Linked DNA regions of Homo sapiens: region 2 is linked to region 1. A link is a contact called in ENCODE Hi-C or POLR2A ChIA-PET data. All regions are on one chromosome and are shown on one strand. Each heading gives the region's core, a stretch centred on a gene start or an enhancer-like site at or near the end of the contact. The rest is flanking DNA. Distances are from core to core; before and after follow the strand shown.

Region 1 (7,946 bases), core at 3,660-6,159:
CGGAGCTTGCAGTGAGCCGAGATCGCGCCACTGCACTCCAGCCTGGGCGACAGAGAGAGACTCCGTCTCGAAAAAAAAAGAGTACAAGGCAATAAAATTCTCTGTGATGGTCCGGGGTGGACTGTTCACTGCAGGAAGATCTTTGCAAATATCGGGGCGGGGGGTTTTCTACCACAGATGCATTTTAAAATGGGCACCTGTGGGCAAGGCATTAGCAATGAATTGAAATACAGTGCATAACTTACTTTTTGTTTTGTTTGCTCTGAATTTCATTGCTGCTTATTATGGTACCTTTGTGTGAAGGATAATTTAGAGGAGGTAGGAGATACAAGGGAAAGGAAAGGAGAAAGGGGTACCAGAATCGGGAGGCAAATGGTTGAGCAGGGCCGTACCTGTTCCTATTTGTTATGAGTTGTGCCTCCCACTTGGGGCTAATTCTCCATTAACATTGTGTTTTCTCGATGGGACTCTCCAGGGTGGCTTAGGATAGCAGCTCTCTTCGAGTCAGCCCATGGATGCTGTTTCAGCTCAGTGGAGGACTTCAGAAGCAAGCTGAAATGGAATTGGTGTACCAGTAGGGGGTAAGAAGGAGAGATTGGAATCATCCTCAAGGATGTCTGAACTTTCCAAATAGGCAGTGGTCTCTGGCCTGGGTTTGTGGACCACTGAGGAATATGCATATTTTTGGGGAGACTAAAAAGGTTAAAAACCACTACTCGAAAGCTTAACTGCCATCTCTAATGTATATGCATAATTATGCTTTGCTAGGATGGGAAGAAAGGACACTAGTGAAAGAAATGTGGACGGGTGTGTCTTCAGGTATATTAACAGGTCCAGAGCATGGAGTCCCCAGCAGAAAATGCACAGATGCCATTGCAAAAGGCAGGAGGCGCAGAAATGAACGTGATCCACCAGTAAGTAAAAACAAGACATGTAGGTTTGCTCTATTAGTCAGTCATTCCTGTGCTCTCCTGTCCTCTAAGGTGAGATAGGTCGTGCTGCTGATACCCTTACAGAAGTACGTTTTAATGTCCTAGGACTACTGAAACAAAGTACCAGGAACTGGGTGACTTTCAATAACAACTTTATTCTCTCATGGTCCTGGATTTTAAGATGTTCAAAATTAAGGTGTGGGCAGGGCCATGTTCTCTCTGACACCTTTAGAGAAGAGTCCTTCCTGGCTTCTTAGCCAGCATTGCCCCTTGGTTGCCTGCAGTCCTTGGTGTTTCTTGGCTGTAGCAACATGACTCCGATCCCTGTCTCCATCCACACATGGCCTTCTGCCCCATATATCTTTGTGTCTTCACAAGGCCTTCTTAGAAGGATACTAGTTGTTGGATTTAGGGTGCACCCTAATCCACCCTGGCCTCATCTTAACTAATTACATCTGCGAGGATCCTATTTCCAAATAAGGTCACCTGAGGTTCTGGGTTGATATGGTTTGGCTGTGTCCCCACCCCAATCTCATCTTGAATTGTACTCTCAGAATTCCCACGTGTTGTGGGAGGGACCCGGTGGGAGGTAATTGAATCCTGGAGGCGGTTTCCCCCATACTGTTCTCATGGTAGTGAATTAGTCTCACAAGATCTGATGGTTTTATAAGGGGTTTCCCCTTTTGCTTGGCTCTCATTCTCTCTTCCCTGCCACCGTGTAAGACGTGCCTTTCACCTTACACCATGATTGTGAGGCCTCCCCAGCCACGTGGAACTGTGAATCCATTAAACCTCTTTTTCTTTGTAAATTACCCAGTCTCAGGTATGTCTTTATCAGCAGCATGAAAACAGATTAATACATGGGTAGACATGACTTTTCGTGGGATACTATTCAGCCCAGTACAAGGCATCTTTGTGGACTCTGCTACATTCTGCGGGGTTTAAGGTTGCAATTACGGAATAAAATGGTGGGGAGAACTAGTTACAAAGTGTGGAGAAGACAGGAGATGGGTCTTCAGAAGTATTTGGTTAGGTATTAATAGGAGTATAGAAGAACGTTAAAATGTCATTCTCTTAAATACATGTAAATTGCCTTTGCAGTCAAGATACCAAAAGCTCTAGATTAGGAGTGGGGAACGAGGTCCCTGACCCCTCTGCTATTCCCTTCTTGGTACAACTCCTTAGTTCTGCATTCCTGATTTAAGAAACTGTGAGCTTCGCCGGCCGGGCGCGGTGGCTCACGCCTCTAATCCCAGCACTTTGGGAGGCCGAGGCGGGCGGATCACAAGGTCAGGAGATTGAGACCATCCTGGCTAACACGGTGAAACCCTGTCTCTACTAAAAATACAAAAAAATTAGCCAGGCGTGTTGGCGGGCGCCTGTAGTCCCAGCTGCTGGGGAGGCTGAGGCAGGAGAATGGCGTGAACCCGGAAGGCAGAGCTTGCGGTAAGCCGAGATCGCACCACTGCACTCCAGCGTGGGCGACAGAGCGAGACTCCATCTCAAAAAAAAAAAAAAAGAAACTGTGAGCTTCAAAACAATCTTCTCCCACCCTAATTGTAAACAGATACATCTAACTTTTATGACTTAATAAAGGGAGTATCTTGGAATAGTCATATGATATCAGCCCAGAGAAAATGTCTTCTTATTTCTCATCTGAATTATAAAACTGATTTATATAGTATTCATTGTATGCAGTTGCAGTAACAATGGCTTCATGGTACTGGCTAGCCTAGTTTTACTTCCTCTGTACAGAGCTGAGTGAGGGTGAGAATGAGGAAAACACCTCTCTATCTTATGAAGGGGTCCTAGGATCCTAGTGAGAGGGTTTCAGTTGGATAGGCTATTTCAGGCTTAAAGCAGGCCCAGAATTCCAGGGAACCATGAAGCAGGTTCTCTGAGGGCACTCTGAGGGGATTGTAGTTGCTAAGAGGGGCCTAGACCAACTAGATCATGATTATTCTTTCTCAGTCTCTCAAAAAATGCAATGAATATCCCAGAACTTGGCTGGCTCTTTAAGGACATCTTGCTTACAGACAGAGTGTTTTCCAAGTAGCTTTCTGCCTGCAGAGGCATCCACAAACCTAAATTGGAGACTTTATCTACCTTGGGTCCCTCAAAACCCTGGGAAATAGGACCAGAAAGAACCACAGGCTGTGGTGTTGGTTACAGAAAATGAAAGGATCCAAGTTATCAAAAGTGGGTAACAAAGCAACATCAAGAAACTGTGTCCTTAAAACTAAGAGAATATACAAGACATTCTAATCCACATGGTTCTTAGGGTGAAATCTAGCCTCTGGGCAGGTAAGAAATCAGGGTGTGAGTCACCCCTCTTTAGCTGGAATGACAAGAGACTCAGACCATAACTCTAGAGATTGAAGGGTTACCCACACCCGCATTCCTTTTCATGCCTCACCTATCCCAGGTATGCACTAAAACTACCGCTAAAAATAACTGCAGAAACTTGAAGTCTGGGAAATAGCACTGAACAGTCTCACCTGAAGTGAAGAGCTGATTGGTGCCAAGTGGAAAGGAGACAGGAAGAAAATGGGCTCCTCTGGAACCATGCAGTCTCTAGGAGGTGGGCCCCAAGGTCTGCTCAGAGTCTTGGAGCTTTTGTTTGCTCGTAGCCATCCATCCCCTTATACCATCCAAACACAAAGGATGTCTCCTGTCACTGTCACCCTTCAATCATCTGCCAGTGCCGTCAAAGAGGCCGGAAGGAGCAGGAGGAATTGGGAAAGGAACAGGTGGGGAAAGTGTAAGTCATCGGACTGTTCACTGTTGCTGTGTGACCTTGTGGGAGTTACTAAACCTCTCTGAACCTTGAGTTTTCTCATTTGTTAATATGGAAAGAAGACCGTCAAGCCTATCTCTGTCACAGAATCTTTTTTTTTTTTTTTTTTGAGATGGAGTCTCTGTCACCCAGGCTGAAGTGCAATGGTGCAATCTTGGCTCACTGCAACCTCCACCTCCCAGATTCAAGCAATTCTCCCACCTCAGCCTCCCAAGTAGCTGGAATTACAGGCATGTGCCACCATGCCGGGCTAATTTTTGTATTTTTAATAGAGGCAGGGTGCCATGTTTGTCAGGCTGGTCTCGAACTCCCGACCTCAGGTGATCCATCTGCCTCGGCCTCCCAAAGTTCTAGGATTACAGGTGTGAGCCACCACACCTGGCCTGCCTCACAGAATCTCGAACCTAGTTTTTAAAATTCTGTTTCTTTCCTCCTTCCCTTCCAGTGTCCACCATATCCTAGCCAGTGTGCCAGATACTAGGAAACCAATACTGAAAAAAGAGTCAGATGCTATTTTTGCTGAACTTAGCCTTAGTATTGTATAGTGATTGTGCTTCCTACTAGGCAGGGACCGCGCCTAATTTGTGGATATTACTAATATCATACAGGGCCCATACGCAGTAAATGTTCAATATCTGTCATTTTCTGAAACCTAAGATGTGTCAGGCGGCTTGACCTGTATTATTTCTAGTTCTTTGAACAATCCCGAACAGTCGATATTATTGTTCCCAATATGAGCTATGGAGCCAGTTTGCCAAATCGGCCCCTGACTAACTGTGAGACTTTGGACAAGTTGTTAAACCTTCCTGTGTTTCAACCTTCTTATCTGAAGACACACAGTTATAGTACAGCATTGTGAAGTTAAATGAACTATACTGTGGCTCATGATAACAATCAGTAAGTGTTAGTCATTATAATGATCATTAATTGTGGCTTTTAGCATAGATGAAGACTGGCAGCGTACCCAGATCATACAGCTGGTAAAGGGCTAAGTAAAAATTTGAAGCCAAATTGGATTCCAAGCCTCTGCCCTTTACACTAAATACACTGTTTGTTATGTGTGTGTGTGTGTGTATGTATATATGTGTAATTCCATATTACTCATGCAGTATGTTCCACACAACAAGTAAGTACTATGCAAATGAACTTTCAGGTTCCAAGCTATTTTCAAATTGGCAACAGGCAGGTAAGAAAATAAGACATTCTTGTTTTCACCAGTAGATGGCAGAAGGAAGAAAAGACCACTCCGGAGAGGGAAGGAGTTTTAATTTGGAGCCGAGTGATTCACAGTGGGCTGTGGCTGAGGCACAGGGGCAGATGAGGCAGACTCCTTGTATGACTACAGTGGAGGACAGTCCCACTGGAACTAGGGGTCAGGGGTCAGGGTGGGGAGGAGAACTACCTACAGGTATGTGAAGGGTGTCAGCCTTCAAGAAGATCTGCTAGGTTGACCCAGAGGATGGGGACTGGGAGCCCCGAAGTAAAGGCAAGTTCAGATGCACTTAGAAAAAAAGGTCGCGTTCCTCTGTCGTCTCTACTGCGCGGTCCCTGGCTGTGGACCCTCCTCGTCAACTTCCAAACACTTGGTTCTTTTCCAAAGCCTGCCTTTCCCTCTGGGATGTTGATGAAGCCACTTGCTTTGTTTGCTCCTTTCCCCACCCCCTACCCCAGTCTGTAAGTCAGGAATACTCTTTCCCCCGCCTATCCCAATACACGTTGTTTGTGAGCCACCGACCCCCCTCACTGCTTCCCTCTCTCCTCACTGCGTATCCATCCAGTAGGCTTGGTCCACAGCCCGTGCTCCTGTATCAAATAAGCTTGGTGCTGGGTAACCTGTGAGCTGCTTGTTCGTTCATTTTATCCTAGAGACATGTCCTTCAGCCCAAAGTGATGGGGAGTTGTCCTTCTGGGTCCAAAAGAGTAGTAGCAGCAATCAAGCATGGTGGTCATTTATACTGGGCCAGCTCTCACTGATGTGATGCTGGCTCTTGTCCTCACACATTCTTTTGGGGGAGGAGTCCACTGGTAACTCCTGATATCTTAGAAACTCTCTTACCCAAGCTATTAAATCCAGTGCCAACTTAAAACCAACATCCCTGTCGCGATTTCTGGGTGGGTCAAGAGTGGGGACTATCCAAAGATTTCTTATTTGACATACGTCTATTTGTACATTTGTAATGGTTGTTGGTTTGGTTTTAAATAAGTGATTCTTGGACAGGGCATGGTGGCTCATGCCTATAATCCCAGCACTTTGGGAGGCCAAGGTGGGAGGATTGCTTGAGGCCAGGAGTTTGAGACCAGCCTGGGTAACACAGCAGAACCCCATCTCTACAAAAATAATAAAAAATTAGCTGGGCATGGCGGACCCCGCCTATGGTCCTAGCTACTTGGGAGGCTGAGACAAGACAATCATTTGAGTCTTGGAGGATGAGATTGCAGTAAGCTATGATTGTGCTGCTGCGTTCTAGCCTGGGTGACAGGGTAAGACCCTGTCTCTAAAAGGTAAATAGTAAATAAGTGATTCTTTACAATAGGGCTGAGGAGAGCCTCCTGTGTGTTAGGAGTTTGCCAGGTGACTGGCATATATTATTTCTTTTACTGGAGGTCATGAGTCATTTCTCGAGGAAACTGCAGATCAGAAAAGCTTGTTTGTCATATTTTAAAACTGCAGCCTAGTCTTTTTTTTTTTTTTTTTTTTTGAGACAGAGTTTTGCTCTTGTTGCCCAGGCTGGAGTGCAATGACGTGATCTTGGCTCACCGCAACCTCTGCCTCCCAGGATCAAGGGATTCTCCTGCCTTAGCCTCCCAAGTAGCTGGGATTACAGGCATGCACCACCATGCCCGGCTAATTTTGTATTTTTAGTAGACACGGGTTTTCTCCATGTTGGTCAGGCTGGTCTCAAACTCCCGACCTCAGGCGATCCGCCTGCCTTGGCCTCCCAAAGTGCTGGGATTACAGGCGTGAGCCACCACACCCGGCGCAGCGTAGTTATTCTTTATTCTGTCTTCCGTGATTTCTTAAATTCATCCAAGGGTATTCAGGAATTTTGCAGGGTGAGCCTATGCTGACAAAATGAAATTGAGCACCATAGTTTTGTGTTTTTTACTAAATCTCCAGAAAATAAAAGTGACCTTTGGACTGCCAGAAGATTCACGTGAAACCTCACATAAAATCAGCATGTGAAGACAGAGAGGATGTTGGTGATCACCAGAATCTGTTCATTTTTCCTTTGAAGATACTTAAAGGAAGTATGTGTATGTTTACAGGTTTGTATATGTTTTAGAGTGTGCCCACAAGCTCTTAGCCATTTAAGACAGACACTAAAGACTCCCTCAATTAAAAAAAAAGTTCAGTGGAATTTTGTTCATAATATCTGCCTGAGAAAAAACAGGCCCTGCTTTTCAGTCTTGAAGACTGAAGGCTCCTTTTTGAGTAGAGTAGTGGGGGCTGGGTGCAGTGGCTCATGCCTATAATCCCAGCACTTTGGGAGGCCGAGGTGGGCAGATCATTTGAGGTCAGGAATTCGAGACCTGCATGGCCAACATGGTGAAACCCCGTCTCTACTAACAATACAAAAATTAGCTGGGTGTGGTGGCTCGTGCCTGCTAATCCCACTACTCGGGAGACTGAGGCAGAAGAATCACTTGAACCCAGGAGGTGGAGGTTGCAGTGAACCGAGATCATGCCGCTGCACTCCAGGCTGGGCAACAGAGTGAGACTCCATCTCAAAAAAAAGAGAAGAGTAGTGGGAGTAGTTAGGCGACAGAAGTATGCTTTAGAGAAGGCTGGCTAGCCTAACTCATTTTCCTAATAAATGCCAGTGATGCCCCTAACCAGGCACTAGGGTCTATTGTCAGTGCGGCGTGTGGGTAAGTCACACTTTGTACCTCACCTCTTCAGCATCTATGTCTGGGTGAACTCAGAATTATGTGTGATCACCAAGGGCAGCCTTGAAGGGGACGAGAGGGCCCTACAAGGACAAGTCTCTGACTGAGAGGGTTATGTGGGAATGACAGAAGAGTGGCCCACCTGGGCGGGTTGCTGGGAGAGAGAGGAAAGGGGAGAAGGGTGTCATGTTCAGATTTACAGCCTGTCCATAAACTTCATGGTTTTATGGTACTCAGCCATGTAATCATTTCCTGCCCCTTCTCCTACTGTGTTCTCCAGAGTCCCTGAGTCACTCTTTGGCCAGTGGCCTGCAGCCAGGGCTCATTTC
Region 2 (7,946 bases), core at 1,975-4,474, 34 kb after region 1:
ACCAGGCTCACCCGGGGTGAGCCACTGTGCCCGGCCAGAATATTCTTAAAATTAGGCAGGTGTGGTGACGGGCGCCTGTATCCCAGCTACTCGGGAGGCTGAGACAGGAGAATCACTTGAACCCAGGAGGTGGAGGTTGCAGTGAGCCGAGATCGTACCACTTCACTCCAGCCTGGGCAACAAGAGCGAGACTCCATCTCCAAAAAAAAAAAAAAAAAAGAATATTCTTAGTATGCTTTCCTTTCATATGTAGGTACTGTGCTCGTTATCAATTTATGGCCCCTCAGCCCCAAATTTACCCTTCAGTACTTGTTCTGCGATAATGGACTGGACGCTAAGCATTTCTCCTCTGTGGTGAGATTGATGCTAAGTTGTCTCAGTAGAAGACAATGGAGGGAAATTGCAGGCTTCTCTTCTTAGTTCTGGTGTGTTGCATTTTTTCTTTTTGTTACTCTTCCTGCATGGTGATCAGTGGTTCGGGTCTGTGAGGGTATTTAATGGTGCACTGACCCCACTTCATGTCCAAAATGTGCAGTCTTTCGGTGACCATGCACCACCAACCCGGGCCCAAAGACCACCGTCCTCTGGCGCTCTGATGAGGATGCTGCAAGCTCCAGGCCTTGCCTTTGCATTGGTGCCCTGACTCCTCCTGCACACCTTCCCCCAAGCCTCAGCTCACCTGCCCTCCAGGCTCAGCTCACCTGCCCCTCAGGCTCAGCTCACCTGCTCCCCAGGTTCAGCTCACCTGCCCCTGGAGGGTTGTTTCCTGATTACCCCGTGACTGTGGACCACCTCTGGCCTGGGCAACTTCTCTGCCATCCAGTGGGCTGCAACCACACCTTCTCCAAAGAGATTTGAACCTCAGTCTTAGGAGGGAGCCTTCCCCCTAAGTATGTCTTTCCTTGGATACTCTCCCTCAGCCATGAAGTTCCCTTTAGCATTCTCTTCATATCTTATAGTTATGCTCCTATCCTAGCTTCATCATTATTTGAATTAGATGTCCCCCATTTAATTCAAATTAAATGTGGTTTAAATTAAATGTGGTTTAATTAATTTAAATAATTAAATGTGGTTTCTGCTTCCTGATTGTACCCAGACTGACACAGGTATATTCTCTCTTTGACAGAAAGCACAAATGTAGGGACTTCTCAAAGAAGAAATGCAAAGACTTTCCTCAAAGAACTAGAGAGTTTATTTGAATAAGTCTCTTGACATCTGGTTTGATCTCCCCAGTTGAAATTCCTGCCATCCATGAATTGCAAATATCCAGTAATGGCCTTGAAGGGATCTAGATGTGTGGCTCCCATTCTGCACCAGTTACTGGATGGTTGTCTCAGCTCTATTTCCTCCACCAGCTGATCTAAACTTTCAAAGGTTATTCACGTATATATGTAGCAATTTGAAGACAAACTTTGTGTGGCTGTAAGAGCCTTCTCTCTGGCCAGTAAGACAAGCCACACTTCTCCTCTCTGAAAAAGATCATCCCTGTGTTTGTGTTATAGGAAATGTTGAACAAAGTGTTGAATACAGGAGAATGGTTTCTGTCAGGAACAACTGTGTTCCCAGTATCATAGGATAGTTGTGAAAAGTAAATGAGATTCTCTAGATAAAATGCTCAGCCTAGTCCTGACACTTTGTATGTGCTCAGGTATTATGAGTTCTTCTATCATTCATTCATTCATTCATTCATTCATTCATTCACCCATTCATTCATTCATTCATTTCATACTTAGCAGCTACCATATACAGGTGCTATTATCAGCATGGGGATATGAGGATGAACAAGACGCATTTTCTGCCCTCACGGAGAGGCCAGTTGAGTCTCCTATTTAGTACAAGCCGAAGTGTAAGAATCAGTCCCCCTCTTCATTTTTTAATATATAGAAGGATATGGGCTTTCAAGTAAGAGAAATATAATTAATAACTTAATTATACAATGTAAAGCATTGAAATAAGCTCACATATCTAGAGGGACATGTTTTCTGTTGTAGTTTGGCGTGAGTTTTGACAAGCCCTGATTATTACTAGACCAGATTCTCTTTCTATAATTAGCTAGAAATATATTTAGTCACATGTGATATATAGAGATATATATATTAGGTAGAGAATGTTACCATACAGTAGGCTACTGATAAACATTATAAACAGTACTTAATTTAATCTTTATAACTATTTTATTTATTTATTTATTTGAGATGGAGTTTCACGCTTGTCGCCAAGGCTGGAGTGCAGTGGTGCAATCTTGGCTCACTGCAACCTCCGCCTCCTGGGTTCAAGGGATTCTTCTGCCTCAGCCTCCCAAGCAGCTGGGATGACAGGCGCATGCCACCACACCCGGCTAAATTTTGTATTTTTAGTAGAGACGGGGTTTCACCATGTTAGCCAGGCTGGTCTCGAACTCCTGACCACAGGTGATCTGCCCGCCTCCGTCTCCCAAAGTGCTGGGATTACAGGTGTGAGCCACCATGCCTGGCAGTTCTGAAGTTCTTTTGGAAATCTCCACACTGCTTTCCACAGTGGCTGAACTAATTTACATTCCCACCAGCAGTGTGTAAGCATTCCTTTTTCTCTGCAACCTTGCCAGCATTTGCTATTTTTTGACTTTTTAATAATAGCCATTCTGCCGGGTGCGGTGGCTCATGCCTGTAATCCCAGCACTTTGGGAGGCGGAGGCGGGTGGATCGCCTGAGGTCAGGAGTTCGAGACTAGCCTGGCCAACATGGTGAAACCCCATCTCTACTAAAAATACAAAAAACTTAGCCAGGCGTGGTGGCGTGTGCCTGCAATCCCAGCTATACGGGAGACAGGCAGGAGAGTCGCTTGAACCCAGGTGGCGGAGGTTGCACTGAGCCGAGATCATGCCATTGCACTCCAGGCTGGGTGACAAGAGCGAGACTCTGTCTGAAAAAAAAAAAAAAAATACATATATGTAATAATAGCCATTCTGACTGGTGTAAGTTGGTATCTCCTTGTGGTTTTGATGTGCATTTCTCTAATGATTAGTGATGTTGAACATTTTTTCATATATTTGTTGGCCACATGTATGTCTTCTTTTGAGAAGTATCTGCTCATATGCTTTGCCCATTTTTTAATGGGGTTGTTTATTTCTTGCTTGTTGAATTGTTTAAGTTCCTTACAGATCCCCAGAGTGACTTTTCCAAGAGACTTGCACGGAATTCGCAAGGCTTTTTATGACCTAGCCCTGGAATTTATTCAGCATCCCTTCTGCTGTATTCCACGGTGAGTCACAGGGTCAACTGAGATTCAATATCCGAGAGAACTACGTAAGTCCATGGTTATGGGAGGCATCATTCAGTGGGTGCTGTCTTTGGAGTGTAACTACCATTGAGGGGAGATAGCAGCCTGGCAAGGGAAACCTTCTCAGAGGAGGAGATGTTTACAGGGGAACTCTCGGACGAGGAGGAGGAGTTAGCCAAGTGAAGAATGGGGGAGGAAAGGAAGGGTCTTCCAGGTGGAAGGAGCCTCGTGTACAAAGACCCAGATAGAAGGGGTGAGGGCAGGATAAGCAGGTTGTATTCAGGTTCTATATCATTTACTTGTTGAGTGACTTTGGATAGTTATTTAACCTTTCCACTTCTGTTTTCTCATCTGCGAAATGGAGATAATTATAGTTAATATCTAGTAGAGTTGTAAATATTAAATAAGTTAATGCAGAAAGTATTTTATTAATCTATTTTTATTTGTCTTTCTTTTTCAAACACCAACTTGAACCAGAAGGAAGAGTTTTTTAGAACAAACCTGATACATAGGAAACAATAGATGATGGTCATTGTTGCTATTATTAGTATTATACAGGGAGCCGTGGGTATGTAAATATACAGCTGGAACATAGAATTTAAGAAAGTGAATGGAGAGGCCAGGCGCAGTGGCTCATGCCTGTAATCCCAGCACTTTGGGAGGCTGAGGTGGGCGGATCGCTTGAGGTCACGAGTTCGAGACCAGCCTGGCCAACATGGTGAAATCTGTCTTTACTAAAAATACAAAAATTAGCTGGGCATGATGGCGTGTGCCTGTAATCCCAGCTACTTGGGAGGCTGAGGCTGGAGAATTGGTTGAACCCAGGAGGTTCAATTGTGCCACTGCACTCCAGCCTGGGCGATAGAGCAAGACTCAGTCTCAAAAAAAAAAAAAAAAAAAAAAAAAAAAAAAAGAGGGTGAATGGAGAGAGAGATATCATTCTGGAATGGTAAACAGGGGCCAGATCACGAATGACTTTGTAAGCCATACATGGTTTTCTGAACTTGTCCTAGAGTAAGTGAAGAGAGGTTGTGTTTGTTTTTGAGATAGGGTCTTGTTTTGCCACCCAGGCTGCAGTGCAGTGGCGTGAGCACAGCTCACTACAGCCTCGACCTCCTGGGCTCAAGCCATCCTCCCCACTCAGCCTCCGGAGTGGCTGGGTCTATAGGTGAGCACCACCATGCCCAGTTAATTTTTTATTTTTTGTAGAGATGGTATCTAACTATGTTGCCCAGGCTCGTCTCAAACTCCTGGCCTCAAGTGATCCTCTCGCCTTGGTCTCCCAAAGTGCTGGGATTACAGGTGTGAGCCACTGGGCCAGGCTGAGAGGTTATGGATTTTGAGGAGAGTTGAGCAGATTTGGGGTTTTAGGAGGATCTCTACACAAAAGGCTTCTAGAGTGGGGAATGCTTTGGAGAGAAGAAAAACTAGAGACATGGAGATCAGCTGGAAGCCACTGTGGTGGTCCAGGAGAGGCTTGTGGGGGCTGGGCCTGAGGTTGTGCTGAGGGGGATGAAGAGAAGTGGACCTGCTAAAGGTCACAGTGCTGGTTAGTGACGGACCAGGGGCGGGAGCTGTTGACTAATTACATAAGAATTTCCTGCCAGGAAATTAGCCTTTTTTTCTTGTTTATTTAGGCATGAATTTAATATATGTGCTACTTGATAGAAACAGATAAGTAACTACAAGTAACTGGGCAGGGATGGTTAGCTGGGAGGTATGGATTTCATTTCCATTACTAATGCCTGCAATTGCTGATAATAGACGTGCCCCAGGAATCGCTGCAAGGGAAATGGAGCAAGGTGAGCCATTCTCTTTGAAGGAGTTTTTTCCAGCTCTACCGGTTTATGTGTATAGGGTCACACCCTACCTTCTTATAACTGCCTCATTTGTTCTCCTTTGGGTCAGGCTGAAAGTGTTTGTTTGCTTTTTCTGGTTTTATTGGCATAGAAAACTCTAGCAAGATGTGATTGGCCACTCTGTGGGGGCATCACTGGCCTTTCAAGCTGTGTTTCTCAAACATTCTCTGTGGACGCAGATTGGTCATGGCATCTGCATTCCTGGAAGGTGCAGGCTGATGGGTGGAGCGGAGGAGTTTTGAGGAGCCAGATGAGATGAGGCACCTGGGGACAGGTGACCCCAGCAGCTGCCGCTTGCAGGAGAGAGCTTCTGAGGAAAGACATCTGAGTCAGCAGGGTGACTGCTGGGACTGTGGGCAAAGCATGAGCCCAGCGGTGTTCTCATCCACCCAGTTAGGCGACCCTGAAGGTCTATGATGATAATCTAAATGATCCCTGAAAGGATCTGCTCTAATCTCTTCGCTGGTCCATGAACCTGCCAGGCTTGTTCTGATTCCGTATGGGAATTTGATTGATAAAGTCCTATGCATTCTTGAGTCACCCCCATCACCCACCCTCTACTCCCTTTGAAGAACCACAGAGGGAAGAGTAGACACCATACAGCTCACACTGACTCACTTCTGTGTTCAATGCATTGCTCCTCTTAGTCTCCCAGCTTTTCTAGAAGCCCTCTGAGGGCTTTTTTTTTTCCTTTTCTTTTTGAGACAGGGTCTCTGTTGCCCAGGCTGGAGTGCAGTGGCATGCTCTCAGCTCGCTCTGCCTCCTGGGCTCAAGTGATCCTCCTACCACAGCCTCCTGAGTAGCAGGACTACAGGTGCGCACTACCACGCCTCGCTAATTTTTGTATTTTTAGTAGAGATGGGGTTTCACCATGTTGCCTAGGCTGGTCTCAAACTCCTGACCTCAAGTGATCTGCCCACCTCAGCCTCCCAAAGTGCTGGGGTTACAGGCGTCAGCCACCGCACCTGGCCCTTCTGAGGGCTTTTTATTCCTTCTATGTTCTCGTAACTCCTCTCAGAGTTTTTAGGTGACCTCTGTTGATTGACAGATCCAGAAGTTTGGAAGATGTGTCAGCCTGAATTTACAGATTGGGAAGCCGAAGAGGAAGGGTTTAGCCACCTGCCCAAGATTGTGAGAATTGGCAGTTATTCACCAGATAACCAGGAACAGTCCTAGAGTTAAACATTTTACATACATTTGTTGTTTAATCCTTTCAACAAAGCCTAAGAGGTAGAAGGTCTCATTATCCCCATTTCATAGCTGAGGAAATTGAAGCTTACAGTTTTTAAATAACTCCACTGCACTTACATGTCAAACTCAGAATTAAACCCAGTCTTATTCCTAACTGCTTCTCATTTTCAGCACTTCCTACATTGTATTACAGCTTCATCTACTTGCCTTCTCTGCAAATTAGACTATTACCTTTTCTAAAGGCAGGAACAATACTTTTTATTTTAATCAGGACCTAGCACACAACCTGATACATAGTTGATGTTTAATGAATGATTATTAACCAAATGTTAAAAGAATAAAGAGCTGGTGATAAAGCTAACTTCTAGTCCAGGTATGCACTGCCTCCCTGCAAAGGCCAGGCTGGCCTGCTCCCTTTCAGAATGGGATCTCATAGGAGCCTCTTCTCTACTCAAAGTGACACCATCAGACCCCATATATGGGGAACAATGTTACTTCCTGGTTTCCTTTAAAAGCCCTTTGGGAGGAGACAGTGAGCAGGCGTCAGTCTTGGGGAGCCTCTTCAGCCCTGCAGGGTTGGGGCCTCCTTTCTGTCTCTCCTCCATGGCACAGAGCTCCACTTACAATCCACAGAAACCCTTGGAGGCAGTGAGCATCAGCCTCCATCTAAAGTGGTGATGACCAGCCTAGTCTCTGGCTGGAGAAACTTGGAGTTGATTCTGGTTCTCTTGGGCCAGATATTAACCTTATGAAGTCTCAGTTTCCTCCCTATAATGTGGGGATACATATAATGTCCATTTCATCCAGTTGCTATCAAGATTGAATGAGAAAATGCATGCCCAGTCCTCATCACAGCATGAGGTGAATGACAGCTTTGGTTACTGGAATTTGAAGGCCTGAGAGAGGAATGTGAAAGAGGAACTAATAATAACATCAGGCACTGCAGGGCGCTTTGCCAATCACTCTTTTTTTTTTTTTTTGAGTCAGGGTCTCCTTCTGTGGCCCAGTCTGGAATGTTAGTGGTGCAATCTCGACTCACTGCAACCTCCGCCTCCCGGATTCAAGTGATTCTCCTGCCTCAGCCTCCCAAGTAGCTGGGATTACACGTACGCACCACCATGCCCGGCAAATTTTTGTATTTTTAGTAGAGATAGGGTTTCAACATATTGGCCAGGCTGGTCTCAAACTCGTGACCTCAAGTGATCTGCCCGCCTCAGCCTCCCAAAATGCTGGGATTATAGGCGTGAACCATCACACCGGGCCATTCCAATCACTCTTCATTTCCTGCATCTCAAAGCAACGCTGTCAAACAGTTGGAGTTGATTTTCTAGGCCTTTCTGTTTTCCCCCTCCTGCTTGCCATTGCAGGGCCTCCTCTGGTCACTCGTACCAGTGAGAGATCAGGCTCCTTTAGGAAGTACTCACAGCGGAAAATCAGCTTGAAACTGCCTTTGGAAAAGTATGACTGAGACAGTGAAGGAGATCAAACTTAACTGACTCCCTCTTGCTCCTAACCTCCAGACTGTCCTTATTCATTCCTGGGTGTAGGCCGAACTAACTTTGGGAGAAACTTAGTTTATAGTTTAAACAAAGACGGTAACAACCCTTTCTTAAAGCAGACCTCCTTCTTGCCTGGGGA

The links. Hi-C counts contacts between places; a loop is a spot of excess contacts on that map. ChIA-PET counts read pairs that join two places held with the same protein, here RNA polymerase II (POLR2A). Pooled maps may share reads with other maps.
Region 2: a loop to region 1 is called in a map of mammary epithelial cell, with 6 times the contacts of the local background. The contact joins two enhancer-like sites. A Hi-C loop is called at or near these places in 9 of 168 maps with a recorded cell type or tissue (Caco-2, Calu3, HCT116 and 6 more) and 4 of 50 pooled maps. POLR2A ChIA-PET finds 5 or more read pairs at or near these places in 14 of 52 experiments (BJ, Caco-2, HCT116 and 10 more).

Annotation. Positions count from the first base shown.
Region 1 is chr12:12,832,227-12,840,172 of GRCh38, forward strand. No RefSeq gene overlaps it. Among named protein-coding and RNA genes, the nearest start is that of DDX47, 23 kb to the left of the region's middle. RefSeq lists an enhancer at 2,661-3,860. Within about 2 kb of position 4,910, at least 9 of the 41 ENCODE cell types and tissues checked have a DNase peak (open chromatin) inside an H3K27ac peak, as active enhancers do; they include HCT116, PC-3, PC-9 and 3 more, where a contact is called at or near this core.
Region 2 is chr12:12,867,412-12,875,357 of GRCh38, forward strand. No RefSeq gene overlaps it. Among named protein-coding and RNA genes, the nearest start is that of GPRC5A, 20 kb to the right of the region's middle. RefSeq lists an enhancer at 4,337-5,536. Within about 2 kb of position 3,225, at least 6 of the 41 ENCODE cell types and tissues checked have a DNase peak (open chromatin) inside an H3K27ac peak, as active enhancers do; they include HCT116, PC-3, PC-9 and 3 more, where a contact is called at or near this core.